Regions from separate parts of the Mus musculus genome. Here region 2 is linked to region 1. The links are chromatin loops, found by intact Hi-C in ENCODE. Cell type or tissue: left cerebral cortex. All regions are shown on one strand. Each heading gives the region's core, and the rest is flanking DNA. Links, peaks and the distances in the headings are about the cores only.

Region 1 (17,026 bases), core at 5,231-13,230:
CACTAGGTAGTTGACAGAAAAGAGTTTAGACTTTTCACCAGCTCTCTGAAACACAATGAGAGGGTTGCAAAGTTACCTCCCACATCGGTATTCAAAGAAAAAGCTACAAAGATCCATATTGGTCTGATTAATGCTATTTTTCTCTCAAAATGGCTTCATTTAGGAGACAGCTTGAGAATTTTTAGTAGTTGTTGTTGTTGTTGTTAATCCTGTTTCTCTATGCAGGACAAATGGGACTAAATTCGGAATGTTGTATTACAATGTTTTCATCTGCTCCCAAGGCATGTATGTTGAGCAAAGTAGCCAGAGAAGCCCTACCTAACACTTTATCAATGTTTTTTGTGGGGAAATGAACAACTCAGAATATGAGTTCACAATGCTGGGTGATGTGCGTAGAGCCCAAAGAGGGTTTTTATTGTGATGGGAGCCGGCAGGACAGCAGGACTTCTCAGACAGAAGTGTAGTATTCTGTGTTAGAGCCACAGTTTTTAGCATCAACATTTAGATTAATAGTGTACTGTGTAAAAACAAAACAAAAACAAACAACACCCCATACCTCTAACAGCTCGATCATCCTTTTAGGAAATTTTCTTATGAAGTAACTGACATTCTTCGGTGTTATTTCCCTCCCCCCTCCCATGTCATATAGTCAAGTCCCTACTGCAAATTGTGATGGCTAAGCAAATTTGTTAATTTGGGGGGGAGGGGCAGAGTTTATAGGAATCGATTGATTTTCACTGACACCGAATTTAGAAGCTTTCTAAACATGACTGTAGCATAGGGCTCTAGCAATCACACAGTGTTCTTAATGGTACAGGGAAAGGCAGTAATATGCTCTCTCTCCCAGGCCCCAAAGCCAGAGCAGAGGGAAAATGGGACGCCAAATAAATCTGCCAGTGATTACACTAAAGGAAATTATGATCTTGTTATAGAAACCATTAAAGGAAAACCAGAGTTGGTATGTAAATATTGTTGCATCATTATACCCCTGAAAAAAACAACCTAGTACAGCATTAGTATGTTATGCAATTAACAAAATGAAAAACGAGCTGCTTGAATTTAAAGCTTTTAATGTTTTTTAAACAGATAATAAGCATTTTCAACACCAATGTAAAACGTAGCAGAAAAGGTCTCCCCCGGAGAGTAACATATCTCATCGGTACTTACTCTGTGTTAGGAGCTAATATGCGTTCACATGGCTCTTCTGTTTGCAATTTCCTAACGCATCAAATAGCAATCATACACAAACTAATGTAGACTGAAGATAAAAGACTTTCTAGAAGATCATAAAATTTGATATTTCAAATGTTTGGAAAGATTATCAGCCTGTATATGATTCTCTGATTTTTTGGAAAAAGGGGCTCAGATGGTAACTTTGCTTAGGCAAAAAGCCCATTATTGGATGCGCTATAATGTATTTTCAAGCTAGAGGCACTTTAAGTATATTAATATAATTGTTCAGAACCATATAATTATGAAAAATGATTAATGTTAAATTTATCACTCAATATGCTTATTTGCTCCCAAAAAGACAGCAATTGATTCAAATTACTCTGGCTGAATCCAAAAATAGTTTATCAGAGTTACTGAAAAAAAAAAGCCAAAAGTATTTTTTAGAATATGTCATAATGTAGTCACATTTACTAGATATTGTGAAAATAGTGCAATGTATATAGATTTTTAACTATATTACTATGAATATCTCCCAAGAATTATTAAAATTCGAACACTAACGAATTGCCCAATCAAAATCAGTTTTACAAAAATCACCTTACGTTATTAACAATGAAGCTGTTTACTTGTAGACAGTGATGAATTTTCAGTATAAAATTCAAAACAGTAAGGAAAAATTCATATGGGGACAATACCAGCTCCATAAATTCTAAATAGATATAATTTAGTGTAGGCACTAGAAAGTTAATATGTTCTCCAAAGATTTCTTTAATTTAGTTGTTGCTAATTTATTCACACTAATACAGAAAAAATTCTGCAAAATTTTTCATAACAAAAAAACTGTGCATATCCCTGTGTTTTAGCTGGCATGTGGCTCTACACAGATGGTTTGGGGCTTTCTTTGCTGCAAAACAGATGGGCCTGCACTGTCCCTTACCAATCAAAAGAGAACTTGAAAATATAGGAATATCTTTACCTACATTGCATCCTTTAATTCAAGAAATTAAAATGTTTCAGAGTATAAATAACTGCCTATGAAAAAATAATTTTTGAAATGAGATGTCATATGTCGAAATTATAACCTAGTTCATGTTTAATGCAAAAATACTAAAGTTGGGCTGGTGCTTGATGCTGTTTTAACATACAACTATTAACTTAAGAAATTTACAACTGCGGAATTACTGTTGTCATGTGTTCACCTTGCCTGAAAAACACTGCTGTTTTAAAACTTTAACTGCAGTTAAACATATTTCAATTCAAAGTGATCATTCCAGGCAGCAGCATCCATGGAACCGAGTTAGCAAACACATATGAGCGGAGTGCGTTCGTAACTGACGCGCTTTTTTTACAACCAAGCGAGAAGGTAGCACCGCTCTCAGAGTCAGCAGGAACACTCTGTTTATTACTTCAGTTATTCACAACAGAAAACAAGTCACTTTGCACAGTGTATCAAAATCACAGCCTGCCTCAAAGCTTTCTGTTCAAACATAAATGTTGATACTCAGGGCTATTATCTGTGCTCTCTTTGTTCTGTCTATTTTACTAAGTAACAAGGACAATGCTCTCATTTCACCTTCCCATTAAAGAAAGATATGGTCTAGGAGATTAGAATACGTGGCTGGTCACACAGGACAAAGACCTTTTTCTTCTTTTTCTCTGATACCCAAAGAAAGCTGCCAGATTGTGATATTTTTATATTTTGTAAATATGCATCCTAACAAGTACATTTTCTATAGTGGTATAATGATGGGCTGTTTCTATAGGGTGATAGTTTTTCTATGGCATTGCTCACAAAAGACAGTTGAATGGTTTTTCCCAGGATAATTGGTTTTCAGAGTACTAGATACCCTGTATTTTACTTATGTTCAAATAATGCATTTTTATATTGGAAAAATTTTCCAGGAAAGCAAAAATGACGGGTATCTAATGTTAAACCATAAAAATATATAGCTCTCTATATGCACATCTACATGCATATTTATGCATACATCAATTTACATATATTAACAGCCATATATAAATTTGTATAGCTCTTACTATAATTTGTTATCTATAGGATATATCTGATTTTGGATTATATAAAGATACTTCTCTACATACAAGCAATGTATTTTTAATTGGTTTCTTTTTAATGATCTGATTTTGAAAATCAATTGAGAATTTCTTTTGTCTGTAATGAAAAATAACAGCTCTGCTTGTTTTTTTTTTTTTTAATTACATCAAAACCAGTCTCTCACAGATCTATGATGAAAGGGCTACCAGGCTAGGAAATGTGAATAAAACTGTAAAATAAATAAAGTTAAAAAAAAAAAGCTATTCCCAAACACTTTGAAATATTCTGACAGCATCTACACAAGCAAACAATTGATACGGTAATTTAAATCATTTTATTCACTTATACTTTGTTTAATTTAATATTTTGGGATTTTTATAAACTTTTTTCTTTAGAAATTCTTCTTTGCTGCCTTAACTCCCAATATAGTCAAGGCTAGCTGACCTCAGACTCCTGATTTTCATGTCTCTACTTTCTGGGTGACTGGATTTAAAAATTGTGTCAGTAGGCTTGGATCTTTATTAATTTTTTGTAAGTTAATCTCTAAATTTGTTTTTTAACCTGAACCCAAGTTGAATTATTACAGTTAAACTAATAACATAATCTAACCTAGTGTTTTAAATGTCCCATAATTTTTGTTTTATTATAATTCAGATTGTCTATTTTTCATATATTAGTAAAAGTTGTTGGAATAGTTTCAACTTTCACACTGAAATAGGAGATGTGAAGATCTTTGCCTTAATATTCAATGAATAAGCAGTAGTTACACTGCAGAATCAGGGAGCCACCTTCTCATGAAAAGTACTTGAGTAGTTGGGAGAATTCTCATAGTCCAGGAGAACCAACAAGCTCAAGGCAAAACTTCGTAAGGATCTCTGTGATGAAGCAACTTAATCATGGTGGAGGATCTTTTTAATCTGTTCTTGGATTCCAGAATTTTTATTTCAATGTTCATAGGAAATCTTGTTTGTAATTCTCTTCCTTTGTTGTGTCTTTATGAGGTTTGATTATCAGAGTCCCTATTGAACAACGTTACTTCCATTTCTGTTTTGTAGAATAGGAATATTTGACCTTAACTCTTCTTCAAAAGTTTGGTAGAATTCTGTGCTAAAACAATCTGGCCCTGAGCTGTTTTTCTTTTTTTCTGGTTCATTAATGGTTAAAATTCTGTTTAAGCCGGGCAGTGGTGGTACACCCCTTTAATCACAGCACTTGGGAGGCAGAGGCAGGTGGATCTCTGAGTTCGAGGCCAGGCTAAGCCTGTCTAAAAAAAAAATCTGTTTAAATTGCTTATCTGATCTTGATTTAACTTTGTTGTGGTAGGTATTAAGTATGTAGAAAAGATTTTCAATAGCTATCTATCTAAGTGGTAGGTATTGAAAAAATTATCCATCTTTAAGATTTTCCATTTCAATTGAGTACAGGTTTTTAAAGTATGTCTTTGTGACTCCCTGGATTCTCTGGATCTGTCGTTAGGGCCCCTTTCATCTGTAATTATATTAATTTGGGTAGTAGTTTGTAAATATTACTGAATTTCTCAAAGAACCTATGCAGTGGTGCTTTTGATTGGTTTTGTTAGGTCTTTTGTTTCTATTTATTGGTTTCAGTCCCGAGTTTGAAAATTTCTTGACTTCTACCCCATCTGTATGTGATATCTTTTATTTGTTCTAGAGCTTTCAAATGTTCTAATTTACTAGTAGGAAATCTCTCCATTTCTTTTGTTCTTGTAGTTGTGGACTTGTTTTGTTTTGTTTGGTTTTGTTTGGTTTGGTTTGGTTTTCTGAGACAGGGATTCCCTGTGTAGTCTTGAATGTCCTGGAACTCACTCTGTAGACCAGGCTGGCCTCAAACTCACAGAAATCCACCTGCCTCTTCCTTCCAAATGCTTGGAGTAAAGGCGTGTGCCACTATTTCTCCACTTTCTCCATTTTTTTTTAAAATGTAGGCTCTCTTAAACAAACAAACAAAAAAAAAACCAAACAAACAAACCTGAGTATGATGTTTAAATGTAGGCTTTTAATGCTATGAATTTGCTTCTTCGTACTACCTTTATTGTGCCCCATAAATTTGGCTATATTGTATATTCATTTTTATTCAATATTAGAAAGTATTTAATTACTTTCTTACTTTTTGTGTTAACCCCCCCCCCCCTTTTTTTCATCTTTAGTGAGTTGCTCAGTTTCCATGAGTTTGGAAACTTTCTGTTTCTGTTGTTGATACCCAGCTTTCATTCATGGTGGTCTGACAGAATGCATAGAGTTATTTCAATTTTCTTGTGATCTTGAGGCTTGCTTTGTGTCTGGGTATGTGTTTTATTCTGGACAAAGTTTCATGAAGTACTGGAAAGGTGTGTTAATTTGTGTTTGGGTGAAATATTCTATAAATCTCCTTATGGTCTAGATGGTTTGTAAAGTCAGTGAGCTCCCACACTTCCTGGTTAGGTTTCTGTATGGATGACCATTTGATTATCGCCTTGCTCAGCTCTCATTATAGAAAATTCCTCTGGCATCAATTGAGAACAGAGACTAATAGGAAGAGATCATGTAGAGGAGAGAGACCTTGGAACACAGAGCCCCAAATGAGATTTATCCATGAAATGCCTTCTGTCAGAGTTCAGGGAATCCTGCAGAAAAGAAGACAGAAAGAGTTACGAGCCAGAGAAATGGAAGATACCAAGAAAACAAGGTCCTCCAAATCAAATCATGACCAAAGCACATACAAACGAAATCATAGCTATGCAACAGTATGCACAGGGCCTGCATGGGTCTGCACTAAGTCCTTTGCATATGTTACAGCTTCCAGGCTAGTATTTTTTTGGAATTCCTGAATAGGTTAGCGAGTGGGTCTCTGTTTCTGGTCCCTTCTCTCTGACTCTTTTTCTACTGTGTGTTTGGTTTGTCCTATTCTGATTGAGAGAACAGAGTTAGCCAGAGTTAGGCTGACTCCTTGACAGGCTGCAAACTAGCAGTTTGGAAGACTAGGCCAAGTTTCTTTTTCCTCAAAGTGGGACCCCAGTTCCAGGAATCTGAGATCAGTGAACCACAGCTGGGAGGACACCTTGTCATCTGGCATGAAATAAGTATAGGTGGCTATAATGAATAAGTGATCCTCCAGGGAAGTCTTAAGAGCCTAATCAATTATAGAATTAGTCAGACCCCTAGAGATAGAACTAACCAATCACAGTAAAAGGGCACACATCCCTCTCTGGAATTCTCCTATCTGATAATAACAGTTTGGCCTGCCAGCCAGGTAGGGTCTCCATTCCAGAAGGAGGAGAGTCCAGAAGACAGGAAATTCAGCTGAATAAACACTCTTTGGGTTTGCAAACTATTTGAGTCTAGGGTATCATTCTCTGGTGATTCTTGGATCATGTTACACCAAGACAGAATTCATTATTTTGATCATTTTTATATATAAAAATATTAAAATATAATTTTGGTATAAAAATAATATTTCACAAAATATCAGTTAAGCATACTTATTTTATGATTTAAAAATTCTCCTTTACAACATGCAACATTTTATATGTAAAATACCATGTGTAGAGTGCATAATTAACTCATTTAATATTTTCTATTGTTGAACAATTGATTTTCATCTAGCCTGTTCTATATAACATTATAGACATGTAATGTTTTTTACTTTGTTTTGATTTTTCCTTCCTTCCTCTCTTCCTCCCGAGACCCTCCTTCTCTCTCTCTCCCTCCCTTCCTTCCTTCCTCCCTTCTTTCTGTCTTCCTCCTTTCACTTGTTCCTTCCTTCCTCCATTCCTCCCTCCCTCCTCCCTCTTCCCTCCTTCCCTCCTTCCTTCCTTCCTTTCTTCCTTCCTTCCTTCCTTCCTTCCTTCCTTCCTTCCTTCCTTCCTTCCTTCCTCTTTATTTTTTTAAGGTGGCCTTGAACTCCTGTGTATATGAGGCAGGCAGGCATTGAATTTCTAATCATCAGATCTCTAGTTTCAGAATGGTGAAGATTACACATATGACTTAACATTCATGCTGTAAATTAAACTCAGGGCCTCTTGGGCCTAGGCAAGTACTCTACTCACTGAGCTCCACCCTTACAAAGTGCACACACACACTCAATTACACTTATACCACAATTAACAGATGTATTTTTGAAAGCTTATGTTTTGAATTTTCTACTCAGCTATAATCTATGTTAATATCTATTTTTCCTGTTTTAATATAATCTCATAAATAGTTAACCCATCACATATTTTTAGGATTCAGTCCTCTTAAAAGCTACTCTTGCCTTGTATATATTTTTCTACTCACCAGGAACTAATCTTGACAAACACATACAAACTCAAGAGTACATGACTGTGCCCTGTGGCCCTGTGTATGAATGTTACTGGGCCAGCAATCAGAACTACTCTTTCCTGTATACATCCTGTGGCTCGTCCTTCACAAAAACAGTTGTTCATCTCCACAGCTTGACTTGGGAGATGTCAGAGTTAATCCTGGGTTGAGGACACTGACTTTTTCTTGGACTTATTTGTCCTGCATATTACCTGCCTTTTCTGAATAATGCAGGCAGAGAACAGGTATATATTTATGGAAAAGAAGATCATTAGAGACAGAACAGAGTAGCAGATTAAGACAGTCTCCTCATGCCAAAAGCAGCTTTGAGATCTTCCTAAGTAATCTTGGGGTCAATATATTACTTTTCAAGGTGTACTGGCTAGTTTTGTTTCAACTTGGCACAGTTGGAGTTATCACAGAGAAAGGAGCTTCAGTTGAGGAAATGCCTCCATGAGATCCAACTGTAAGGCATTTTCTCAATTAGTGATCAAGGGGGAAAGGCCCCTTGTGGGTGGGACCATCTCTGGGCTGATAGTCTTGGGTTCTATAAGAGAGCAGGCTGAGCAAGCCAAGTGAGGCAAGCCAGTAAAGAACATCCCTCCATGGCCTCTGCATCAGCTCCTGCTTCCTAACCTGCTTGAGTTCCAGTCCTGACTTCCTTTGGTGATGAACAGCAGTATGGAAGTGTAAGCTGAATAAACCCTTTCCTCTCCAACTTGCTTCTTGGTCATGATGTTTGTGCAGGAATAGAAACCCTGACTAAGACACTAGGTTTTGCTATTCTCATAGGAAAATGTAAATGACATTGTCCACATCTATGTAGTTACTTTGAAGATCAGATGAGCTACCAAGTCTGTTTAGTGTCTGATAGAGTACAGAGCATCTTTAATATATTTAGACTCTATTTGAAAGGTAGTAGTATTTGCATGAATGATACTAAACAGATATAGAATAAAGACTTCATGTTTTATTTAAAAGTGATATGGTTTCAAGTCCAAGTCTGTCATTTATTACTGTCTGTGTGTATGACCTAGAGCTCTAATTATTCACTTACAGAGTGAGACTAGGGGTACCTACCTATTCGCTGCATCATTATGGTGAGAAGCTCTGAATATGAGATCACAATGCATGACAAATACTCAACAAATAGCAGCTGTTGTGAAAATTAGAAGTTAATATTCACTGTTTGAAATCATGTGAAAGATTAAAAGATTTCAGTATCCATGTTTGATTTCCCCTCATTGTGGATATCATCTTTTTCTACTTGTTGCTTTTATGTCTTTTATTATCTTTCTTTCTTTTCTTTTTGTAAAAAGCTGCTTCATTCCTGAATCACTTTGATATATCAGCTCTTACTTTATGTATAAACTTCATGCACCGTGGCTTTATGAGTTATCACTGGCTTAACTGAAATGCTTTCTGGTGAGCAAAGAGGTGTTGAAATACATCAAAATATGATTAATGCAAAACTACGTTGTCTGTCTGACTTGCTTAGAGAGGATTCTAAGTCTACACTGAGAGTAAAAGTTCAGAAAAGAAGTGGATCTTGGTTGATTGTGCTTATTATTTGCCAAAAACTGAGTTTATGAACGTGAGTTACATAGGTGCAAGAGCTAATGAGTTTCATTTCCTCATCTGTCGTTTCTTCCTTTTCAAGAAAACCCAGAGCAATATGAAACAGTCCATGGCTGAGCTCTGCCCATCATGAACTGTTGTGAGCAAGAAAGTGGAGAAACCTTTTGGACAAGTATTTACTTAAGAATTTTCCTTTCTTATTTATCTGTAATACCCAATATTTAATTATTTTCCCCAACCATTTGTACCTTTTACAAAAATATTCTTAAATTACTTGCAAAAAAAAGTCATTTTACAGAAAGAGTGCCAAATTTAAATATCTTATTGAAGGAAAAATTACAATTTAAAGATATTTGTAAAGTGACACAAATCCATGAAAACATATTGTTAGCACAGGTTATTTAAGTTCTGCCTTTTGATATCATTGGACCTCAGCACTGGACTTTCATGACCTCACATGACAGGATGTAATTAGATAAACATGTGCATCATCATGAGGTCTACAAATTTCTTGATACTTTCATGTAACTAAGGTACACTTCTTTTTTCATGTTAATCATAATTTAAAAAACAATTTTCTTTTGACCTAGAAGAATACTGCGAAGCAGGAGAAAAAGTAATACATTCTCAGCCATCCAACAAAGTTTGAAATTAAAACACATTTAAAAGGATTCAAAATTTCCATGAAAAGGAGTTTTCCATCAGAGTGCCTGCCCACTGTGAGTCAGCACCTTGGCATCTATCCAAGAGGCTGACAGGAGCGGGGGTGGGGGGAAATTCCTAGCCCATGGAACAGCAGGTAAAAGGTAAAGTGGACTGGAGAAGCCAAGAATGAACCCAAACCAAAAAAGTATGGATGACGCAGTGAAGTGCTCAAAGCATCAGGATGCATATGGGGATTTGCTAAGAATACAACTCAGAGGGAGTTTCTGCTGGGGGTGTGAAGGAGCCTGCACACAATTAACTCAGGAAAGTGGTGGTGGGAGGCTTAGAGAAGTTTGTCAAAAGGCTTTGAACATCATGTCAGAGTATGGCTTCTCTTCTGGATATGGTTTGTGAGCAGAGCCTGCCTGAAGACCTTGGTGTGTTGGAAAATTGGCAGGAATGGGAGGGGTGGAGGGGAGACTCAGAAGTTTTCCTGTTTGGCAGGTGTCACTAAAACACAAAGGAACTTATTTTTTGTTTTGTTTTTAGCTTAAAATCTGTACACATGGCAAAAACATGCTGCTCAATGTTAAGAATTTTGGACTCTGTAACACTCCCTTTAAATAAGATTTCCCTTACAGTAAGTATATTTTCACAAAAATACTGGTAAGATAAGATTAAAGGAGAAGAAATGACAACATTCTAAACATTCCAAAAAGACTTACCTAGTTTCTATCTGATCATTAAAAACAACAAACAAAATCCACCACACACATCATCACTACACTTCATTTAAACAGTATTAGAAATTTGGAGATGATGAAGGCATCAGAGCTGCGTAGATAGAGAAGCAGTGTGTTATACTCCTTCTCTTCCAGAGAACCCCTGTCCCTCTGCTCTACTTGAATGCTTCCTGTCTTCTTCTGCCAAACAACATCAAGCACAAACGTAGGTGAGATTCAAGTGCACTTCTGCTAGCTCTCAGCAACGCCCTTGTCATAATTACGTGACAATGTTGCATTCGAAAAAGATTGCAGATTAATAGACATTTAATTCGCACCCCTGCTAAAATAGCATCATGCATTCTGAGGCCATAAGCAGATAAGTGCCATCACTATAATCTGTTCATACCAGCTTTTAAGACATGTTTAAATTATAAATACAGTGGAAGGATTTTGAAGCTACAAAATTTCAAAGACAATTGAGTCGATTGTCAAATCTTCTATTTCTTACTTGCTTACCTAATACAAAACCCCATGAAAAACAAATTTTGTCAACTAATAATTTAATAAATTTGACTTGTGATCTGAAGTGCTAAAACAGAGTTTTGGTTTTTCTTCAGAACAAGTAAGACAAGAAGGGTTTCTGCAGCACTGTTTCAAAACTCTCTCTCCACAAAGAAACCTTATCCAATCCTGTTTTACCCTTTAAAACTGCCTACACACTAAGCTCAATAGACAAATTTAATACTTTGCAACAAAGAGCATCTCTCCCTTTCAGGTTGAATAGAGGAATTGTTCAGATGCCAGTGAGGTATGAATAACATTATAATGCCTCCATTTACTGGGCAAAAGAAAAAGGATGTCTCCTGTTGCAGCCCCCCTCAATGGCCCGCTTCTTTAGGTTAAATTTTTTGACCCCTGATATATCCCCAGACACCTATGTTCCTGCACTATTTGGGTCTTTTACCTCTTGTGAAGTAAACACTGAGAAAATCTAAGTAAACAGTTTGTTTTAGTTGAAGATAGAGAGACTCCATTTAATTGAGTTTTGATGATAGATGTGCTCCAAATGGTGAAAACAACTTTGACATGGTAAAATAATATTGTCTTATGGCATGTGTAACACTACATAAAGCATCTTAGCTTAGCACTTTCTGAGTTTACAACATTTAAGTGAGAAAATGACAAAAGAAAGCCAAACTGTCAGAAACAGAGAAACCTTTAACAATCCTAAAATACAGACTATAATTCTCTTCTTTATTCATTTGATTTAAAGAAGGATCATTGCAACAGACGGAAGGAATGAGAAAGCAGCCGAACTTTGTCCTCATGAAACTTTACTTTCTTACAGTCCACAGGGGAGCCGAAAGGGTCACCAGTAACACATGACCAGTGGACCATGGATGGGGCTGTGGATAAGTAGCTGACTGAAACAGCACTCCCAGAAAAGTCAGCTCTAACAAAGACAAGCCTTTCCCTTGTCCTCTGCATGCATCAACTAGTTGTAGACTGTATTACATACAATTCACATTGTCACTAAGACCCTGTAAAGAATTAAAAAAAAAAAACACAAATGTTCTTAGATGACAGGAGTCCCTATAAATATTCGTATGTTTACTAGAAAACAGTTATTTTAAAGTGGAACATATATATGTTATTAAAATGCAAGATTACCATTTTGGGTGTTTTGCCTTTCAACAAGGGGCAATCATCTATCAAATACTGGCAACTATCATATTTCTTATAGTCTTAATCATTAAACATATAAAACATATATTTTCATATATTCATGCTTTTATAAACATGTGGTATATGGGATGTGTGTGTATACATATGTGTGTGTGTATATATATATATATATATATATATATATATATATATATATATATATATATATATATTGTGTGTGTGTGTCTGTGTGCATGCTTGCACACAGACACACACACACACACACTCCACGCATGTGAATATGGAGACCTAAAGGTTGATATTTTATTTATTCTTCAATTGCTTTCTTCCTTATACTTTAAAGACATGGAGCTTACCAGTTTGGTTGGACTGACTGGTTAGCAAGTATAGGATCCTATGCCTCCTCATTTGTATTGCCAAGGTTACAGTGCACAGCACTACAACACTATGCCTGAACTGAAATCTGAGTGCTGGGGGGTGGATTCAAACCTAGGTCCTCATGCCTGCACTGGCGAGGAGTTACCACTGGGCCTAGACCCCTTATTCTATGCCTTTATAAGCAAGTTGTTTTGACACAGAAAATTGACTTAGTTTTACTTCACTAAACAAATATAAGTAGTCTCATTTCCATTGCTTTTTATACCCCATTAGTTTGGACCCATCTGAGTATCATGGTACCTGTTACAAATAGGACAACCCTAACTTTTAGAACAAATACAAAATCATTTGCAGTTTCCAAATCAGGAAAGGATGATGTATAGTTAAAACAAAACAAAACAAAACACAACACAACAAAACAAAACACAACAAAACAAAACAAACAAAACACAAGCCAAATGTTCCCAAAGGTTTATTATCAGTAGTAATGTAAGGTTGTGTCTGCAGCCCCAACATTATTTAAAAAATAAGCTACTAATCTAATATTCCCAAGAGACATTATATGCCGTGGTACATTATTTTTTCTCATTTATATTTGAACTTCTAACCCACAAATGATTCTTGGATTTTCATATTTAAATACTCTCAACTTTGCTGTTAACATTCTTGAACAGGCTCTTCATCACATTCATAGAGAAAACTATTAAGGCCATAAAGTAAAGATTACATAATTAGCTACAAGGTACTGCATATAAATCGAACCTTAATGGTCTGGAATTACTAAAGTGAAAATGCATTGATTCCTGGGAAGGACCTGGTACTGAACTCTGAGGATGGAAAAGCAAAGTGATAACAACCACCTGGGAGTAAAACAGATTAGAATTTTCTCGTAACATCAAATATGCACCAATCATATGCCTAGTAGTTCTAGAATGAGTACCTATGGTATCCATAAAAACTTGTTTAAGAAAAAGAAAAACATAGGTATTAACAGTCAAATAAGAAAAAGAGTGACATAGTATATAGGTTAACCTCCCCAAAACCAAACAATCCAATAAAAAAGTGGGGTACACAGCTAAACATAATTCCCAGCAGAAGAATTTTGAATGGCTGAGAAGCACTTAAAGAAATATTCAAAGTCCTTAGTAATCAGTGAAATGCAAATCAAAACGACCCTGAGGTTTCACTTTACACCAATCAGAATAGCAACTATCAAAAACTCAACCAGTACCAGTACCCCCAGAGCTCCCTCGGACTAGACCACCAATCAAAGAAAACACACGGTGGGACTCATGGCTCTAGCTGCGTATGTAGCAGAGGATGGCCTAGTTGGGCATCAATGGGAGGAGAGGCCCTTGGTCCTGTGAAGGTTCTGTGCCCCAGCATAGGGGAATGCTAGGTCCAGGAAACAGGAGTGGGGGGGTTGGGGAGCAGGGTGAGGCAGGGAGGAAATAGGGGATTTTTGGAGAGGAAACTAGAAGAGGGGATAGCACTTGAAATGTAAATAAAAAATATCTAATAAAAAAAGAATATGTAATACAATGCAAAAGAAAATAAAAAAAGAAAGAAAGAAAGTGAAAAATGTCTCCATGTTAGGAAGCTTTAACTCACCTTTCCTGGAAGCTTTAGAAAACTTTTGGTTGGCTATGATGTGAAATCTGTGACTGTCACATAGAGAAGAGCCTTGGATGATAAAGTTTGGCTCTGCGGGCAATCATGGAAGTGAAGAATCTCATGGACCATGTTGGGTTTGAGTCCAGTATCTGCGTTTCCTGACCCTCACATTCAATGCTCCAGTGTTTGAGATTAGGAAGGTGCATCCTAAACTCTTGAATTAGTCCAGCTTGATGGGAAGAGGCCGGCAGAGGGAGGATGGCTTTGAAGAAGGGAGGAGGAAGAAACACAAAAAAGAACCAATAGGTAAAGCAAGGGAAAAAAAACATCAAGTGACAGCACAGACTGGCAAGGATGTGGCCAAGTGGCAACATTCCTCCATTGCTGGTGGGACTGCAGGCTGATACAGCTACTCTAGGAATGAATCTGGCAAGTTTTCAGAATAATGGAAATAGTTCTACCTGAGGACCCAGATATATCCCTCTTAGGCATATACCCAAGAGATGCCCCATCATACCACAAGACCATTTGTGCTATCATGTTCATAACAGCCTTATTTGTAATAGCCAGAAGCTGGAAACAACTCAGATGTCCCTCAATTAAAGAATGGATACACAAAATTTGGTTCCTTTACACAGTGAAATACTATTCAGTTATTATAAACAGTGACATGAATTTTGCAGGCAAGTGGATGGAACTAGAAAATATTATCCAGAGTGAGGAAACTCAGACCCAAAAAGACATGCATGGTATGTACTCACTGATTAGTGGATATTAGCCAAAAAGTACAGAATACCTGGGATACAACATACAGACTATAAGAAGTGTAAAAGGTAGAAAGGCCCAATTGAAGATGTTTCAAATCCACTTAGAAGGGGGAAGAAAATAATCATGGGAGGCAGAGGGAGGGAGGGACCTGAGTGGTAGAGGGGAAGGGGAGGGGAAAGGGGGAACAGAATCAGATTGTAGGCGGCAGGAAAGAAGCCCAAAGGGTCAAGAGAATGGGGGTGGGGTGAGGGGGACCTCTAGAAAGAACCAGAGGCCAAGGAAGTGAGAGACTCTCAGGACTCAATGGGGGTGACCTTAGCTAAAATGTCCAGCATTGCGGAGAGGGAACTCAAAGAGCCTACATCCAGTAGAGACCCAGAACTGTTCCTGTCTAAAAGAACTGCAGGGACAAAAATGGAGAAGAGACTGAAGGAAAGATGATCAATGACCAGCCAACCTGGAATCTATCTCAAGGGAAGGCACTAAGGTCTGACAATATTACTGATGATAAGGTGTGCTTACAGACAGGAGTCTGGCATGGCTGCCTCTGGAAGACCCCACCGGCAGCTGCCTGAGGCAGAAGCAGATACTTAGACCCAACCATTGGGCAGAAGTCAGAGAAGCCTATGGTTGAATTAGAGGGAGGTTTAAAGAAGCTGAAGGGGAGAGCAACCCTATAGGAAGGCCAGCAATCTCAACTTACCCAGAACCCAGGAAACTCCCACAGAGTGAGCGAAAAACCAGGAGCATACAAGAGCCAGTTTGAGTCCCTGGCTCAGATATAGCGAGGACTGCTTGGTCAGACCTTAGTGGGAGAAGATGTGCATGATCTTCAAGATATTTGAGGCTCCAGGAAAGGGGGACACTGGGTGGTGATGGGGAGCACTTTCTGGGAGGCATGGGGGAGGAGGAATAGGATAAGGAAGTGTAGGAGGGGGGGACAGAGGTGGGGGCAGCAACCGGGATTTAAATGAAATAAAATAATAAAAATTGAAAAAATGCAGGTGACTCTCAACTTTAATCTTGATAATTTAACCACTTTTGCCTTACAAAATGATGTTCAGAAGGAACAAGACTTGAACATTTCAATTCTTATTTACCCCAGGCTAGCAAGCGCTAGCATACTGTGTGATGATAGAGTGGACCTAGGCCCCCCAGTTAGCCACAGAATTTTACAAAGAGTAAAGCAACACTGTACAGTATACAAGATTTCACTGGGGCAAAGGACTTGAGAGTTTGCTTTGCTAAAATGGCCAGACTGACCACAAACAATACATCCTCCTGCCTCGGGCTTTCAGGGACTATTATGCTGATATTCTATAACACATTGGTAATCTAAGGTGCTCAATATACTAGGCATGCTAACTATATGTTGATTGTGACATTTCACATTAAGGCTATAATCTCTAGGCATTCCCTTTGTCAGCCAAGGTGTTTCTGTGCTTGTCAGAACCAAAATGAAGCAAACTGCTGATAGACATCACAAATAAACATATCTCAAGAGAAGAAGTTAGACAAAAAAAAAAAAGAATAGAAATAGTATCTGCTTCCATTAATATAAAATCCTAGAACACACGTAATGAAGCTACAGTGATGAAAATCAGAAGAGTGATTTCATTAAAAGGTTAACTTGAATGAGACGTGAGGGAACTGTCTGGGGCAGTGGAAATATTTCATACCTCGGATGAAGTGATGGTTATAAAGAGAGAGCAATTTTTCAAATTATTATAATTGTATACTTGACATCAGTGATTTTCTTGTATGTAAATTATAACTCAATGAAAGAAAGAAAAATGAAATTCTGCTTTGATTCCATATTGATCTGAAGAAACCATCTGTTTAAACAGCCAAACTTCTTGAATAACATACTTCCATTGCATTCTTGATTTCCTCACTCTCCCAGCTTTCAATTCTGTCATTCACTACAGTAAAACCCCCACCAAACACAGCTTTCCTTATGCAGAATTTCCTTTCTGTGCATGATTCAGACTGGAGCTTGTCCATTTATTCTGTAGGTTTCAGCGTAAACTTCTACGCTGTGATTACTTAAAGGGCTGGTGGTATATATCTCTGCACCATTCTCTACACCTTTGAGGTTGTACATAGTA
Region 2 (17,026 bases), core at 3,080-11,079, 83 kb after region 1:
GTGTGTGTGTGTGTGTGTGTGTGTGGTTTGCATCAGCAACAACAAATTAAGGTCTGAATGTAAATTTTTGGTATATTATTTAGTGAGGAAATGACCTATGAAAATGCAATGTTATGTATCTATTTTATGAGCTTGAAAACTAGGATTCCCACAGAGTGGGAAAATTCAAATAAACACCCACATTGACCTGTGCTGTAAAACAGAACGACCAGTATACTGTAGAGAAGAAAGATGTGAAGTGAAGTGCTCATTTTAAGTGGCACTTAGATTTATTAAGCCAAGTGAACACTTAAACTGAAATCAGATATCTGACAAAGGTAAATTACTTTGTTGTCATGTTCATGAGCTGCCTTATGGTGCCACTCATCTCAATGAAATCATGGACCTAGAAATGCTAATTGGATGTTGTAGCCTGAACCATATTGAAGAGCCTTTTTAATTTGTGCTTCCACCATGTTCTTTGAAATGTCCTCACATATAAGAAGAGCACTGATGGAATTTTTAAAAATTTGTCATCTTTAATTTTTGTTTTGTGGTTTTGTTTTACATTTATTCCAAGGTTTGATTTTAATCTAAATATCAACTGTGTATGGTGACAAATTTGCTAAAAACAGGTTTATCCAAGTATCTTATGTAGTTTGGACATACTCATATCTCCTTTCTCTCTTTCCTGCTCTCTCCTCCCTCTCACAGTTGCATTCATGATGCACAGACTCACTTTTAGTGTGTCATGTGTCTAAACGAGTTTATGCATCCCTATAAAATCTAAGATCCACAAATAATGGGAATGTGAAAAAATTACCAATCAGAGTTTGCTTCCCTGAATACAATGCCTCCCATTCATCCAGTCCCCTAAAAGCAATAAGATTTTATTCTTCCTTGTGTATGAATGGGACTCCACGTTATATATATATCACATATTTGGCCATTCCTATGTTGAGGAGTAGTGGTAACTGGTAATGTGAGAGTTCTATACTTAGTTCTGAGAGGAACTTCCATAATCTAAAAACTAAATACCTAAAACCAAATCATGATCTATGACAAATACCTAACCCAATCAATAGTTGCCATAATTAAGGAAACCGAGGGTTCTCAGAAGATCAAAGACAAATAGGAGCCATGCTGTTTCCAGCACTCAGCCTGCTATAAAAGTTCCCTGGAAATCTTGAGCAATAAACATATAAATACATGTCTAAACTACACATCACAGAAATCCACATCTTGTGTATTCATGACACTTTAATAGAAGTTATTATATAATATTTCATTTTTCTGGCAAATGATTCCTATTGATGCTACTCGTATAGGAATGTGGCTACCTCTAAAAGTTACCAATGCTATCACCATTCTCCATAACTAATATTCATCATTTTAAAATAAATGTCCATAGTCTAGATCTCAGGCATATAGCCCTCTTAGAAGAAGATGTAACATGCAGTTTTTATCATTGTTACTGTGGGAATCAGATTATCAACTTGTTTCTGTGAACTTTGGAAAAGACATCTTCAGAAGTAGGTGTATAGCAAATATAATTAAACTCAGATAAGTATTAAATCAATCCAAATGGGGTAAATTAAATGCTCTCAACAATAATTGAATGATAGAAACTCCTGTCAACATGGATTATGTGTTTTTATTTATTCATCATCTTTATTAAGAGAGAAACATCAGAGTCTGTTGATGCACCTTGTTCCACTGTCACTATAAAACATACACTCTAAATAGTGATTTTGTGTGTGTGTGTGAAATTCTGAAAAATTTTAACATCTTAATAAATGTTTTTGAGAAAAGGAGGAAAGTTTTTGTATGTAGTTATTCATTTTTTATTTTTTGTGTGTTGAATATATAGGCAGTTTAAAATTAACTTCATTAGATATAAAAAATTAAAATAATTACCTATTCAGACATAACTAAAATAAGTCCAAGAGTAGGATAAGAAGGAAGAGGAAGAGGAGGAGGAGTTCTCATCATCACTGATATAGCCATCAATAGAGTTTTATGGCATCTTAATCAGGCTTTTTTTTTCAATGAAAATTATTCTTAATCACATAAAATTTCCAGCTTATAGACAAATGTGCAAAATGACAGCATTTATTTGGATTTTCCATAGCTTTTTAGAAAGCTGTTTATGCTCATTTTTTTAAGGTTTGAGAAAACTCTTAAAATACATGCTGTGCTCTGGTTCACTTTCTCTCTGTTGAAATTGCTCTTGGCAATGGCATGGTGAGCTCTTGCTTGACACATCCAGATGATGCTTTACAGTACACAGGTACTGTCGTTATTATTTCCTCCTTATTGTCTATCAATTCTTTAACTGTCTTGCTTGCAGTTTCTCTTCGTTTTCTTTTGTTGCCGCTGATAAGACTCCAGATTCCCATTATCTACAGGTACAACATTTTAACTTCATTGTCTTTTTTTTTTTCATTCTCTATATGTTCCTAAATGATCATACCCACTTCTGAGCCTTACTTTACCTACTGTTTGTATTATTCAAGTTAGTCTAAAAAATGCATCTTATGAAGCACTGTCCTTTTGAGCCATAGGTGAGAAGGGCTGTAGCATGCATCCACGGATCCAGATGCAAGGGTGAATAACACCATCTTACTTCTGCATAGCATGACTAGCATATAGAGACATGTTTCAATCCATCATTTCTTTTCTCATTGGACAAATGAAAAAATTTTCAGGCATACAGACATACAATTTCAGGCATTAGAAGCAAAAGCATACATGGAAGATGATATAAAATAAACAAGAAGGGTTCTGATACTCTGGTTTACTGCCATACATCACCCCATAGGAATGATTGAATAACCATTAGCTAACTGTTTGGGTCTACTATATAGGTCATAGGAAGTTCATGTGCTTCAGTGATGTCCTAGTATTACCAAAGAATAATAATAAAGGAGACAAGAACAGATGCTGTTACAGGTCAGGCCAAAAGAATGTGAAAGCTTGAAACAATTTCCTTCTGACCACCACCTTATATCTCCACATTTTAAATTTAAAATTTGTCAATGCTACAAAGACATCACATTCTATGAGTCAATATGAAAAACTATCTCAATTCTAACTTTCTCTTTTGAGCAGACCTGTAAATATTATCTTAAAAGCTCAGTATATGAATGATGTCCTTGTTTAAAGGGTTTAGTGGGATGTGACCACTGAGACTGTATACTTCAATGATCTATAGGTTACTCTAAAGCTGTGGATCAGTACAATTAAGTTATTTGATACTCTGAGACTGTTTTCAAATGTATACAGTTAATTTTAAAAGAAAGTAGGAGGATATGAATGCATATACTTCTGCTTAGGGCATGGAAATAAGTAAAACAAATAATAGCAGCATTTTTATTTTGAAGTAAAAATTGAAATACATACCCCTTTGTACCTCTCTTAGCCTGACCTTTTGTAAATGGGCCCCTAATCTCCAGCTGCTCCATTTGTCTCTTTGTACCTGTGATCATTTTTGGATCAAAAAATGAAAAGAGGAGCAATCTACAGAAACAGAAGAAAACTTCCATAAGAAAGTTAAATAGCAGCACTTCAGAAAGTGGAGTCAAATGTTCTTCCTTCCCATTGCTTAGGTCTTCTAAGATGTCTGGATATCTACTCCACTGTACTCTTTAGGATCATAGTATAATCTTTGTACAAAAGCCATCTTTGACTTGAACTGTAGTACTTTGTCTAGGACAAACATTGTATTAGTTGCCTACTATTAATTTCTTTCAGCCCATACCATCTTGGTTCCTTTTTCAAGAACTCTCCTTTTCTGTTACTCAGTGTGATTCTACTCACTTTCTTTTTGTGGAGTGACTATATTTTTATATGTATCCTGTTTAATGCTGATAGTCTACAGATATTAATGATTGGCCTGGTCTTGGCTAGTTACTGCTCTCCTTTGGCATGTTTTAGTCTGACAGCAGGGAATCCAGTAAATCGTTCCTTCTCTAGTTCCTTTTTGTTTGTTTGTTTGTTTGTTTTAAATATAAAACTTTGAAATACACAGCAAGTTTTTCAGTAACTAAAGCCTGTAGTGAGTTTTGTAAAGACAACATACAATGCACAATGAAAAAGGCTGACGTAATACATCAAAGTGGTTCAAGCCTAGTTCCTAGTAACTCTACGCCCCACCTTTATGCTATCAGTGGTTTAAACATCCTTAGACTTTATCAACCAATTATTTCCATATATTCTTCATCATTTCTCAACTGAATTTTGATTAGGTCCACTAAATTCATCAAACAAGAGTGCAAAAGACAAATTGTATTGAAATATCCAATTAAAAACAGTATTGTAATATTTGGGGTCTTTCAATACTGAAAATATAATTCATTGTTCATTTGACATTGAACTATAACTAGTCATTCTGCATTATATCTATAAAGCTCATAGATAGTTTTAAGAAGAGTAACTTAACTGATTCTTGTGACATAATTAAACACAATGCTTTAATAAATACTTTATACCTTCTTCCTGGTACCTAACAAGGATTCAGGAAGTGATCTTATTCTTCCTAGAAAAACTGTTGTAGCATAAATATAGTTCAATAGCTGAATCTCTGTATATACCCTTGAGAAACAACTTTGTGTAGAGTACCAGACTAATTTTGAAGCGGTGAATGTAAACAGCAAAGACCTTTCATGTGTATCTGAAATAAAGCATCCAAAAAATTATTAAAAGTTTTGTCAAAATTGAAATTCAGGACCACTTAAGTAACAAAATCCAACAGAGACCTCCTGGACAAATCACCAAATTTCCTGTGTTCAGTCTCCAAATCTTCAAACTGTACTACACTACTTAGTGTGTGGAAATATTTCTTTGTAAGGTCCATGAGTGTCAGATGACTCATATTGTGAGACTTCTTTGAATATGAAAATCCAGAATCTTGCTAAATATTTGGTAAGATGGTACTATATAATTATGCATGCATTAAAATAATTTGGGGAAGGCATGTTTTCATGAGAATTATCTTAATTTAACAGAATAGTTTGTTTTAGAACCATAGACATAAGTGTTTTTTGAGAATAATAAAAAGTAAAGTTTTTAATATAGTTACTCTGTTAGTATTTTTTCCATAAAACTCCCACTGTTCTTTGTCATAAATAGTCAAATATTTTCCTTTCTAACAGTGCCTACCATTATGATTTGCTCTTTAGAGCATGCATTAAGATGGAAGGATGGAAAGTTACTCTAATTTTCAGTTCACGTTACTTCTTGAGCACTGTCACTTCTCCCTATAAAGCTATGGAAAGTGAACATAAGCCCTTTAACGGAGTCATATTTCAAGGATCAGGTGGGAAAGACAGAAGTGTTGGATGCACCTCACTGCACTGCTGTTCATCCCCAACACTTTGCACAATGTGAGAATGTTTAATAATTCCAGCCCAACCTACAGATAAGAATCTCTGGTGTCACATCACAACTGACAGTGCTGGTGTGAGATTTGCAGTAAAACAATATTCCAGCTGTAGCTTTCATTTACAGAAATAAAACAGCAGAAGTGGAGGGAAAAGGCCAGGGCAAGATAAACACTTTCATCTGGCAACAGCGCTGACATTAAATTATAATAGCTACATGAAAGTGAGGAGAGAAAAAAAATATCCAACCTTAGAGCAGAAAACTAATATGGACTGCATCATTTGCTAGCTATTCTTCTATCTGTATTTTATGCTAGCTAGTTCATGTTTAGTTATCCAGAGAGACCACCAAATATAAATAAGCCCTTTTTCAAGTAAAGTCTATGGCAACTGTTGGACAGGCAGCCTTATTTTTCTCCCATTAATCACTAGAAACTTCACACGGCGTGAAAGTCTCAGGGGATACTTCTGGCTGGGAAAAAAGATCCTCCCTCCTCAGTTCTAATCAGTCCATCCCATCTGTAATGGCTTTAGAAAATTGTTAATGACATAAAGTGACAGTCGAGGGGCTTTTTGGTCCGTCAGTGTAGGGTTACTATGAGCTCTGTAACAGACTACTCCATGCAGGCCTCAAAGCTGCTGGAAAATGATCTGGATTATGAAGGAATAAATTTGATATGTTAGCAATCACAAGCAGGAACTGAGAAGAAAGGCTTCCTTAATACAGTTCTTTGAGGCTATAATGGGAAATGCGAAGATAAATCTGGCGCAGAGACAAACCCACTTAAGACTGCTGCAAGCACACAGAATATAGATCTCGGTTATGAGATGTGTAAAACACACAATGGCCTGAATAAGGAGCTAAGTATATAAGTGCAAACAAACCCATTTTTATAGTTAGCATGGCATTTTGAATGGAGTTTGGATCCTAAATGATGCTATCTTACTTGTAGATGAAGATGGGAGATGTAAGCATGCTTTTATACACAGAAGCTAATAAAAATACTGAAGCCAATCGTGAGCATAAAGCAAATTAAAGCTGAAATTGGCTTTAATCATAAAAACTGAATGGCTTTGCTTCCCCTCACCTAAAATATTGCTTATTCCCATTTTTATTACCTTGTTTTAGACATAGGGAATACTGAACAGTGTTGTGAGGATAACTACAATGGATATATCTGTCAGCTACAGCAGCATGACATCACAAGGTATAATCTCATTCCTTACATTATATAAAGATCTATACAGGATTTATGAATCAATGCATATCTGGAATTTGAATTTCTTAAAATTAGGCCATAATAGAAATGTAAATGTAGATTTGGAAGATTTTTTTTTGAAAATAGGATTTTGTTCTAATGCACAAAATATTTTCTTTTATGTCCTTTTCTTTTTCAATTTTGACAATACTCACCTCATTAGAGTGTCATAGAAAGTGACAATGTAAACAGTTTCCCACACATCTCCTGTAGGTTATACTAAGAGCTAAAAATACTGGATTCTAACAATTTTGCGGATCTTGAAAGATTAGGTGAAAAATTTTTACCTAGTTATAGAGAAAGTTTTTTACTTGGTGGTAAAGACCAGCTAGATGATATTATTGCTGAATACTACCACATTTAGGAAGATATGTGAAAGGAAAATTTGTCTCCATGTAGAAAATAAATGGAGATATTTAGAAGCATGGTTATTCCTCCTCAGGGAAAGAGAGTCTGAGAAGTGTTCTACCTAACACTCCATCTTTGTTCTGGATTGTTTCTAAAGAAAACATCTATCTACATGTTTCTATAATTATACACAATTTCCCTTAGAAGGGCATCATTTGGTAGGAATAGGCAACTAGCAAATAAGCTATACTTCTTCTGCAGCTTGACATTAAAAACAAGAATGAAGTAATGAAAATATAAGGATAACTTCATAGAAAATAATTTTGAATAATCTCAGTGGTAGAATTCAAATGATTGCATCTCCTTTGCCAAATGTTGTACGTTCTTCCTGAGAATGACACGTAAGATCAGGAATCACAGGGCTGCTGAAAAAAGTTTATGCTTTGGGTTTGGAGGGGATCATAGACTTTGGATACCCACACTAATTCTTTCAGCCTACTAGAAAGCCGTCTCATAAATATCTATTTCAGAGCTCTAAAATGATTAAATGACATCATGATAACCTGATTTAAAGAAAATGTTACAAGAGGGCCTTAAATGGTACCCTGGTGGCCTGGAAGAGTTAATGCGGTTTTCTTAAGTGCCCAATTCAGCTTTAGTTTGCAGTGTACAGAGCAGGGAGTGTGTCTCAATAACTCACTGATAGTTTCATCTAATATCAGTATATTAAGGGGAGATAAGATTTTTGAAGGAATCTATCATAGAGTAGCTGGCCATTCAGTGTAATTCACCTCATCTAAAGAAAGGAAGATGGAGGACATTTATTCTATTTTATGACATAAAGTATTAGGTCTAGAACTGAAAATAAAGCCAATTAACATTGTAACAGCAAAAAGATGGGAAGGAGAAGCCTTTGCAAATTAAAAATCTTATGAAGAAATATTGAAATTATTCTCTGTCTAAAGAGGCAAAAGGTAGACATGTAAGTGGGCGAGCACTTGAGAAGGAAAGTCGAAGGGGAAGAGAGGGAGATGAGGGAGGAAAACTCAGATTAGAGCATTAAACTGTCAAACCAAAAAGGAGATTTGAAAACAAGAGAAAATATATTATGTAGGACCTATATTTTCTTCTGAAATAGCGATACTTATGCATAACCTTTTCTGGAAGCAAAACATACCAACTTCTTATAGCGGTATATATCACTAGTAGAATGTTGCACTTTCCCAGTACTTGATAACAAAGCTATAAAATACACCCTAAGAACAAAGAGCAAATAAAATATTTTTCTTTCCTATTATGCAAAAATATGTATTTCTTATCTTATGTTTAGTAAAAAAGTTGACAAAATTTAATTATTTTGAATGCAACTTAATTTTAAAACATTATAAGTGGCCTGAAAACATAACAAAGCAATGAAAAATAGAAGAGAAACAGTCTGGGATCCAAGGTAGAAAATATCCTTGGCATTTACAAAGTGTATGAATTCAGATGAATGAATCAATCAATTAATAGAAGCACAGTATTATAGAGACCTCCACAGAAATTAACTTATTGAGTTATCTTAAAATTATCACATATTTAAGCACATGTAAAGTCCTTAGGTACAGAAGCAACTAAATGGAAATATATTCAATTTATATAAAAGAAAATTCTCCAATAGTCAAGAGAATGAAAGATTCTGAAAGCCAGTAAAATTTAATTTTGAAGAGAAAGGTCACACCTCTTTATTCTTAGGTCTTATGTGCAATAGCTGGATTACCTCAAGAAAAACCATTACCTTGTTCTTTAATTTTGCATAAATTGGGCATCTAACTGTTCCTCCATTCTTAAATATCTTGTAACAAACCACTGTCAGTGATAGATTCTATGTATAGATTAGGCTGAAATAAATTATTAACCATATAAGAAATAATAATGAGACACATTAAAGAGTTTAGTTGAAAAGGAGAACAATTGTTGTATGTCACTCACGTGCAAAAAATGCAATAAAATAAAAAATTCTCCAAAGTCAAACTTGATAAACAACTGATTTATTGTATGGCATATAGACTACAGACTATTTGCATTGAACCCCATGAGCCCATGTAGAATAGATGAATGTAAGAAAGTATAACCGGTACCCCGCACCCCCCTTCCACAGAGCTTGTGTCTCTAGTTGCAAATGTAACAGAGGATGGTCTAGTGGGCCATCAATGGGAGGAGAGGCCCTTGGTCTTGTGAAGATTATATGCCCCAGTACAGTGGAATTCCAGGGCCAGGAAGCAGGAGTGGGTGGGTTGGGGAGCAGGATTAGGGGAGGGTATAGGGGACTTTCAGAGAGGAAACTAGGAAAGGGGATAGCATTTGAAATGTAATTGAAAATATCTAATAATAGAAAAGAAAGTCATTGATTTGCAATAGACTGAAAATTTCCCAAAATAAAGCCTCATAAAGAAGGTTAGAAGTTATGTATTTAAGAAGGAAAATTTTAAGATAAAGACTAGTACCCAGAGGCATCAGGGAAGAAAAAGTGGTGTCTCTACAGTCCTGAGGAAGAGTAAAAGCTCACTAAGATAAATGAAAGAATTCATCTATTCAGAGAACAAGTTGTAAAGCAAGGTATCTTTATGGTCAATTGAAAGATCATTTATACTGAGGAAACAAAGAAGTACTAAGTTCTAAGCAAAATAGTCACTAATGGAAGAATACAGAAAGTGTTGTTCATTCATGTAATGAAATATTATTCAGTCATTAAGAATGAGGATATCATGAGTTTTGCAGGCAAATGAATGGAATTAGAAAATATAATCCTGATTGAGGTGTCTCAGACCTAAAAGGACATGCATGGTATGTACTCACTGATAAATGGATCTTACCCAAAACAGTACAGAACACCCAGAATGTAATTCACAGATCTCAAGAAGGTTAACAAGCTGAAGGACTCAAGTGAGGATGCCTCAATTGGGAGGGAGGAAAAAAAAAACAGTCACAGGGGGCAGAGGGAGGGAGGGACCTCAGTGGGAGAGGGAACAGGGAAGAGAAGGGGAGAACCTGATCAGGTGTTGGGGAGGAGAGGGCTGAAGCCCTGAAGGCCAGCAGAAAGAATGGAAACAGGCAATCTCAGGAGGTAGGAGGTGGGGGAATCCCTCTAAAATGTACCAGAGTCCTGGAAGGTGAGAGACTCTCTGGAATCAAAGGGAGGGACTAGGATCAAGTACTTTACAGTGGGGAGAGGGAACTTGTAGAGTCCACCTTCAATAGAATGACAGGACAACAAGTAGAGGGATGGGCTGGCCATCCAACAGTCAAAAACTCTGACCCAGAATTGTTCCTGTCTGAAAGAACTGCAGGGACAAAAATGGAGAAGAGACTGAAGAAAAGGAGGTCCAGTGACTGGCACAAATTGGGACCCAGCTCAAGGTGAGGCTCTAAGGCATCAGTCTTACTGAATTTATAGTGTGCTTAAAAACAGGAGCCTAGCATGGTTGTCCTCCTAGAGACCCAACAAGCAGCTGACTGAGACAGAAGCAGATACACTCAAGCAATGGACTGAAGTTGGGGACCCCTTTGGTTGAATTAGGAAAAGTCTGGAAGATGTTGAGGGGGAGGGAGACCCAATAGGAAAACCAGCAGTCTTCACAAACCTGGACACTGAGATCTCTTAGAGACTGAATAACCAACCAGGCAGGATAAGATAGCTGGTCTGAGGACCCCTGCCACGTAGATAGCAGAGGACTGCCTGGTCTGGCCACAGTGAGAAAAGATGTACCTCAAGGCAAGAGACTTGAGACCCCCAGGGAGTGGGAAGGACTGTTGCTGTGTGTTTTGGAGGATGGGGACATCTTCTTGGAGACGGGGGGGGGGGGGGGGGAGGAATAGAGAGGAATAGAGTGAGAAAGTGTTGGAGGGCAAAATCCGCCCCACCCCCCAATTCCAGGATAATGACCTGGACTGTTAAAAAAAAGAAAAGATTAAGGATAATTTTTTTTTAAATATTGAAAAAAAGACGATTAAAAAAAGATTCTCAAATATAAGAATTTTTAATATGGTGAGCATATTCTGAGTAATATTTTTGGATAAATCTCAGGTTGAGGAAGGATTAAAGGCATAACTCAGTAATGAGGAGTTCTGATGCTGTTCCAGAGAACCCAACTTCGGTTTCCAGTATGTGCATCAGGAAGTTCACAACAGTCTGTAACTCTGGCTCACTAGAACCTGAGACTTTCTTCCAGCCTCTGTGAGCACTGAACACATATGTTGTCAGATAGTCATACAGTATGTACAGACTTCTCAAGAATAAATACTATTAGAACATTTCACAATATCATTATAGGGCATAAAAGTTAACACCTTTGTATAGGCATCCCAAACATCTTACTGGGATACAATTTATCAAATTTTATGTAAAATTTCTTTGTAATTTGTGAATGAATACTTTAATAAGATTCTTTCTTTTTCCATTGTTCATGAATTTTTAAATGCTAGCTCTATCTTTCTTTTCGAAACATTTCTAAGGAGACACAACTCTTATTTTCGTATATCCCATGTCCAGACTAATATGTAAATATTCTGTCTTCTTGTATATCAGAATGTGATGTTAAATTTTCATAACTTAATCATACTTATGTCTAAGTTTTAAAAGATTATTTTAAATTCTATTATATAAACATGTTGTAAATAAAAAAACTTCATACCAAAAATCAACCACTACTTTTCTGTGCTATAACAGTAAAAAAGTTCATTTAGTTATATAATCTTTCGTTTTGGGTGAGGTCTGCTTTGGTTTTATAGGAGATGTTTATTGGTTATGTGTTGTGTTCTACTGAATGTACATAATACTTGGTTGTTTTGTGTACGTTTATTGTGGAATTTATTACAGAATGCTGTTATTTCATTTCACCAATATTTTTGTTTGTTAGTATAAATATTAGTACTAGGAGAATTTTTCATCCATAAGCCCACAGAGAATTGCCTGATATATACCCCTTTACAAACTGCATTAATTGATAGCATGCTTAAAAGATGTTGATGAGAATTGTTTCTTTATTTAAAATAACTATTATAAGTTAATGTATTAAAATATGTTTAATATATTTCAAACTATTGAATATTTTTTATTACGTATTTTCCTCAATTACATTTCCAATGCTATCCCAAAAGTCTCCCCCACCCCACCCCCCCACTCTCCTACCCACCCATTCCCATTTTTTGGCCCTGGCGTTCCCCTGTACTGGGGCATATAAAGTTTGCCTGTCCAGTGGGCCTCTCTTTCCAGTGATGGCCAACTAGGCCATCTTTTGATACATATGCAGCTAGAGTCAAGAGCTCCGGGGTACTGGTTAGTTCATAATGTTGCACCTACAGGGTTGCAGATCTCTTTAGCTCCTTGGATACTTTCTCTAGCTCCTCCATTGGGGGCCCTGTGACCCATCCAATAGCTTACTGTGAGCATCCACTTCTGTGTTTGCTAGGCCCCGGCCTAGTCTCACAAGAGACAGCTATATTACGGTCCTTGCAACAAACGCTTGCTAGTGTATGCAATGGTGTCATTGTTTGGAGGCTAATTATGGGATGGATCCCTGGATATGGCAGTCTCTTGGTGGTCCATCCTTTTGTCTCAGCTTCAAACTTTGTCTCTGTAACTCCTTCCATGGGTGATTGTTTCCAATTCTAAGAAGGGGCAAAGTGTCCACACTTTGGTCTTCGTTCTTCTTCAGTTTCATGTGCTTTGCAAATTGTATCTTATATCTCGGATATACTAAGTTTCTAGGCTAATATCCACTTATCAGTGAATACATATTATTTGAGTTCTTTTGTGATTGTGTTACCTCACTCAGGATGATGCCCTCCAGGTCCAACCATTTGGTTCCCTTGTCTTGTTTGTCAATGTATAACCTCTTTCATTTGACCTCTACACTTGATCTTAGCCAAAAGGCTGAGAAGTAATTCATTTGATTTCTGACTACATTAACCTGTTTCTATCTATACTTCTTTCTTTTGTTTCCTCTTTATTAGTAGTATCAGTGTTATTTTAAATTTTTTATTATATTTATTTAGATTTCAAATGATATCCCCCTTCCCAGTTTCCCCTCTACAAACCCCTATCTCCACTTCCCCTGCTTCTATGAGAGTGCTCCCCTACCCACCCACCCAATTCTGCCTCCTTGCCCTAACATTTCCCTATGCTGGGTTATCAATCCTCCACAAGACCAATGGACTCCCCTTCCATTAATTCCAGATAAAGCAATTCTCTGCTACATATGCAACTGGAGCCATGGATCCCTCTCCATATGTACTCTTTGATTGGTGGTTTAGTCCCTGGGAGCTCTGGGGGAGTCTGGTTGGTTGATATTGTTCTTCTTCCTATGGCGTTTCAAAACGTATCAGCTCCTCCAGTCTTTCCCCTAACTCCTCCATTGGGGTCCTCAGGCTGCATCTATACACATCCATACTGGTCACGCTCTGGCAGAGTCTCTCAGAGGACAGCTATATCAGGCTCCTATCAGTAAGCACTTCTTCATATCAGCAATAGTGTCTGGATTTGGTGTCTGCAGATAGGATGGATCTCAAGGTAGGGTGGTCTCTAGATGGCCTTTGCTTCGGTCTCTGCTCCATTTTTGTCCCCTCATTCCCATTAGACAGGAACAATTCTTGGTTAATATTTTTGATATGGGTAGCTGGCTCCATCCATCAACTCGGGGGGGGGGGGTCATGTCTACCTTCTGAATATGGCCTCTACAGGTTCTGCCTCCCCTTTGTTATATATTTGGGATAATGTCATCCCTGTTGGGTTCTTGCTCCCCTGGTGTCTAGGACTTTCTAGTGTTTCCCTGCCCCCTCCTGCTACATATTTCTATTTATTTTCCTAACCCTCCATACTTCTCTCCTCACCTGTCTCTTTCCATTCCTGATCCTGCCTCCCTTCTTCCCTTCCCCACCCCTCTCCCTCCCTAGCCTTTTATTGTTAATAGTACTTTTACTTTTTCCTCCAAATTCATTCTGCCTTGATTTGAGGAAAAAGAAAAACAAACAAAACAAAGCAAAACAAAATCCTAAGAACTAAGCTGGTTGGAATTTGCATAGATGTGAGGTTAAATTTTCCTCTAAAAAAATGATCTATCTTTCTATTTGTTAGACACTTGTGTATTTCAAAAAGCCTAAACTCCCCTAGTTATAAGGAGTGTTGTTATGAAGGAGGCATGGAGCAAAGCCCTCTTAAGCCTCTGTTATAAACATGGATTTATTTATTTTTATAGACACCAATGACTTAAAGAACTTTCCACAAGGATAAAGGTAATTTCACATTTTTCCACGAGAACAAAATTCTTAGTTCTCTCTCTCTCTCTCTCTCTCTCTCTCTCTCTCTCTCTCTCTCTCTCTCTCTGTGTGTGTGTGTGTGTGTGTGTGTGTGTGTGTGTGTGTGTGTGTGTTCTGTTAGAATGAAGGGAAAGCAGATAGGATTAGCGTAGTAAGTTTATTTCATGTTCAATTTGATGGTCATGCTGATAAACTACAACTGAGATTTGAATGGGATGCTCCCTCCCCTATATGAATACTTGGTCCCCAGTTAGTGGTGCTGCTTGGGAAGGTTGTGGAACTTTTAGGAGGTGGAACCTCCTGGGGAAAGTGGGTCACCAATAATGGCTTTATAGCTAAATCCTCCTTCATATTTGTTCAACTTTTCGATTTTGGCAACAAGAGGATCAGCAAGCCTATTGCTCCTTTTGCCTTATGTGTCTCCCATGATGAACTGTGTCCTCTAAGAAATGTCAACCAACCTAAATCCCTTCTTTCTTGAATTGTGTTTGTTGTCATGGTATTTTGTCATAGCAACAGGAGAGTAACTAAGATAGCTAACAATGCTTAAGATAGTTATACTTACATCTCCTATCCTTTGATCAAGGTTTATCCTTTCAGAATAACTTTGTGTAGATAATTTTGTCTTATATTTTCACAGATATATATTACAAAACTATTTTTGCTCCTATCTATAAAGCTCCATGAACATTTTCAAAAGGGAAACCCCTTCAGACTACTCATGACAAAGAAAATACTATTTATATCTGTATATATTAAACATGTTAAAATCCTTTCTAGAAATAGAATTATCCATATATCTTTGGCTGTCCTTATGAGTAAGTTTAATTCATTTTCTACTGTTGTCAGTAATTAGCAAACAGATCTATATCTTAGCAGTTAAGTGGTACATGGGGGAGCTTGGGAACAAAATCATTCTTCCAGCTATCATTGCAGTTTTTATAATGCTTCTTTTCAAGATCAGGCCTCAGGGAGGACCAAGGTCATATACCTCTATTTCATACTAGAATAATCACCACATTATTTGGATTTTTAATAAAAACATTAACATTAGGTAATTAAATAATCTGAATTATCTGGAAAATATAGATGGAACAGAGCCCCCTCTGTACCTTGTCATCAAAGTCTCTTAAGTTTTATCCTGCCACGAGTATCTTTTCTACATAATTTCTGTTGTAGTTTGGCTCTGTAGGTAGCTAAATCCTTTGTTCTCAGCACTGCCAAAACTTCCATAGCAGTGACCACAGTTTAACAGCTGCTCTTAAGATGTGTTTGCACATTGTTGGATCTTTATAGTGACATATATGCTTTCATCAGGAGACTGTCATGGAGTTCAGGAGATGTTAACATTCTTTAATCGCTGTGTAAAGGTGATGCTTCCTGTTAATTTTGCTCTCTTGCTGGATTTCCTAAGCAAAATTCTTCTGTGAGAGCCAGAATGATGTCATTACAGTCATAGAACAGAATGTTCAACTTTAGAGTGAGACATATTGTGGCATATATTTCACTACTTTTAAAAGCAGTGAAAAAAGTGCTTGGATGGTGATATCAGTCTTTTATGTTCAAGTGTGGAGATTTCTATGAATTGAGAATGACACTTGAACTAATATTTCTCCTGGTGTGTAGTTCTACATTGTAATCTTAGAAGAGACCAGTCCATTCGTGGATATATATTTTCACAATGCTGAGGAGACATCTGTTTAATTTCAGAAGTATAGAGAAATGTCCAAGAAAATATGTTTACCAGGGTTTATGATAAAAAATGTCATGATTTAAAAATAAATATTAAGAAAAATGTTCATACTTCTTAGTTAAGTTATTTTGAAGTTTCATCTTACCCCAGTCAGAATGACTACTATTAAAACCACATATAATAGCTGAATAATACTACATTGTGTAAATGTCTCACATTTCCATTATACGTTCTTCAGTGGAGAGAAATCAAGATTGTTTCCAGTTTATTGTTTTTATAATTAAAGCTTCTATGAACATAGTTGAGCAAGTGTCCTTGTGGTAGGATGGAGCATCCTTCAGGTATATGCCCAGAACTGGTATAGCTAGTTCTTGAGGTAGACCAATTTCCAATTTCTGAAGAACTTCCATGTTGACTGCCAAAGTGGCTATACAAGTTTTCACACCCACCAGCAATCGAGGAGCTTTCTCCTTGGTCCATATCCTTGTCACATGAGCTATCACTTGTATTATTATTCTTAGCCATTCTGACAGGTGTGCAATGCAATCTTTAAGCAGTTTTGATTTGGATTTCCCTGATGGCTAAGGATGTTGAACATTTCTTGATGTGTTTCTCAGCAATTTGAAATTCCTTTGATAAGAATTCTCTGTATATATCTGTGCCCCATTTTTCAATCAGATTATTTGTTTTTATATCTAATTACTTGAATTCTTTATATAGACCTCTATTTGTTGTGAAGCTGGCAAAAATCTTTTCCCATTCTGTAGGCTTCCATTTCCTCCTATTGGTGACATCATTTGCATTACAGAACACCTACTAATAGTTGATCTTAGTTACTGGGCTAATCAGTGTTCTTTTCAGGAAGTCGTCTCCTGTGTCAATACATTTAAAGTTATTCCCCACTTTCTCTTCTATCAGGTACAGCATGTCTGGTTCTATATTGATTTCTTTGAATCAACTAGATTTGACTTTTGTGCAGAGTGATAAATATAGATTTATTTACATTCTTTTACATGCAGTCATCCATGTAGACCAGCACCATATGTTAAAAATTGTTTTCTTTTCATTGT

What was found. Peaks named below come from ENCODE experiments on the same cell type or tissue, not always from the same donor. Only the 100,000 strongest peaks of a DNase experiment are listed, where the experiment ranks them.
Region 2: it touches region 1 in a loop (2.7-fold over the local background); 2 of 42 quality-filtered maps call a loop at or near these places.

What each region holds. Positions count from the first base shown.
Region 1 is chr12:50,066,818-50,083,843 of GRCm38, reverse strand. All of the region lies in intron 2 of Gm40419 (a long non-coding RNA gene), which reads left to right. Among named protein-coding and RNA genes, the nearest start is that of Gm40418, 45 kb to the left of the region's middle. In left cerebral cortex, for the core only: no CTCF peak of the experiment used is centred there; a DNase peak (open chromatin) is centred at 9,979; H3K27ac peaks cover 1,126 bases.
Region 2 is chr12:49,981,822-49,998,847 of GRCm38, reverse strand. No RefSeq gene overlaps it. Among named protein-coding and RNA genes, the nearest start is that of Gm40418, 130 kb to the left of the region's middle. In left cerebral cortex, for the core only: a CTCF peak has its summit at 7,573; a DNase peak (open chromatin) is centred at 6,135; H3K27ac peaks cover 857 bases.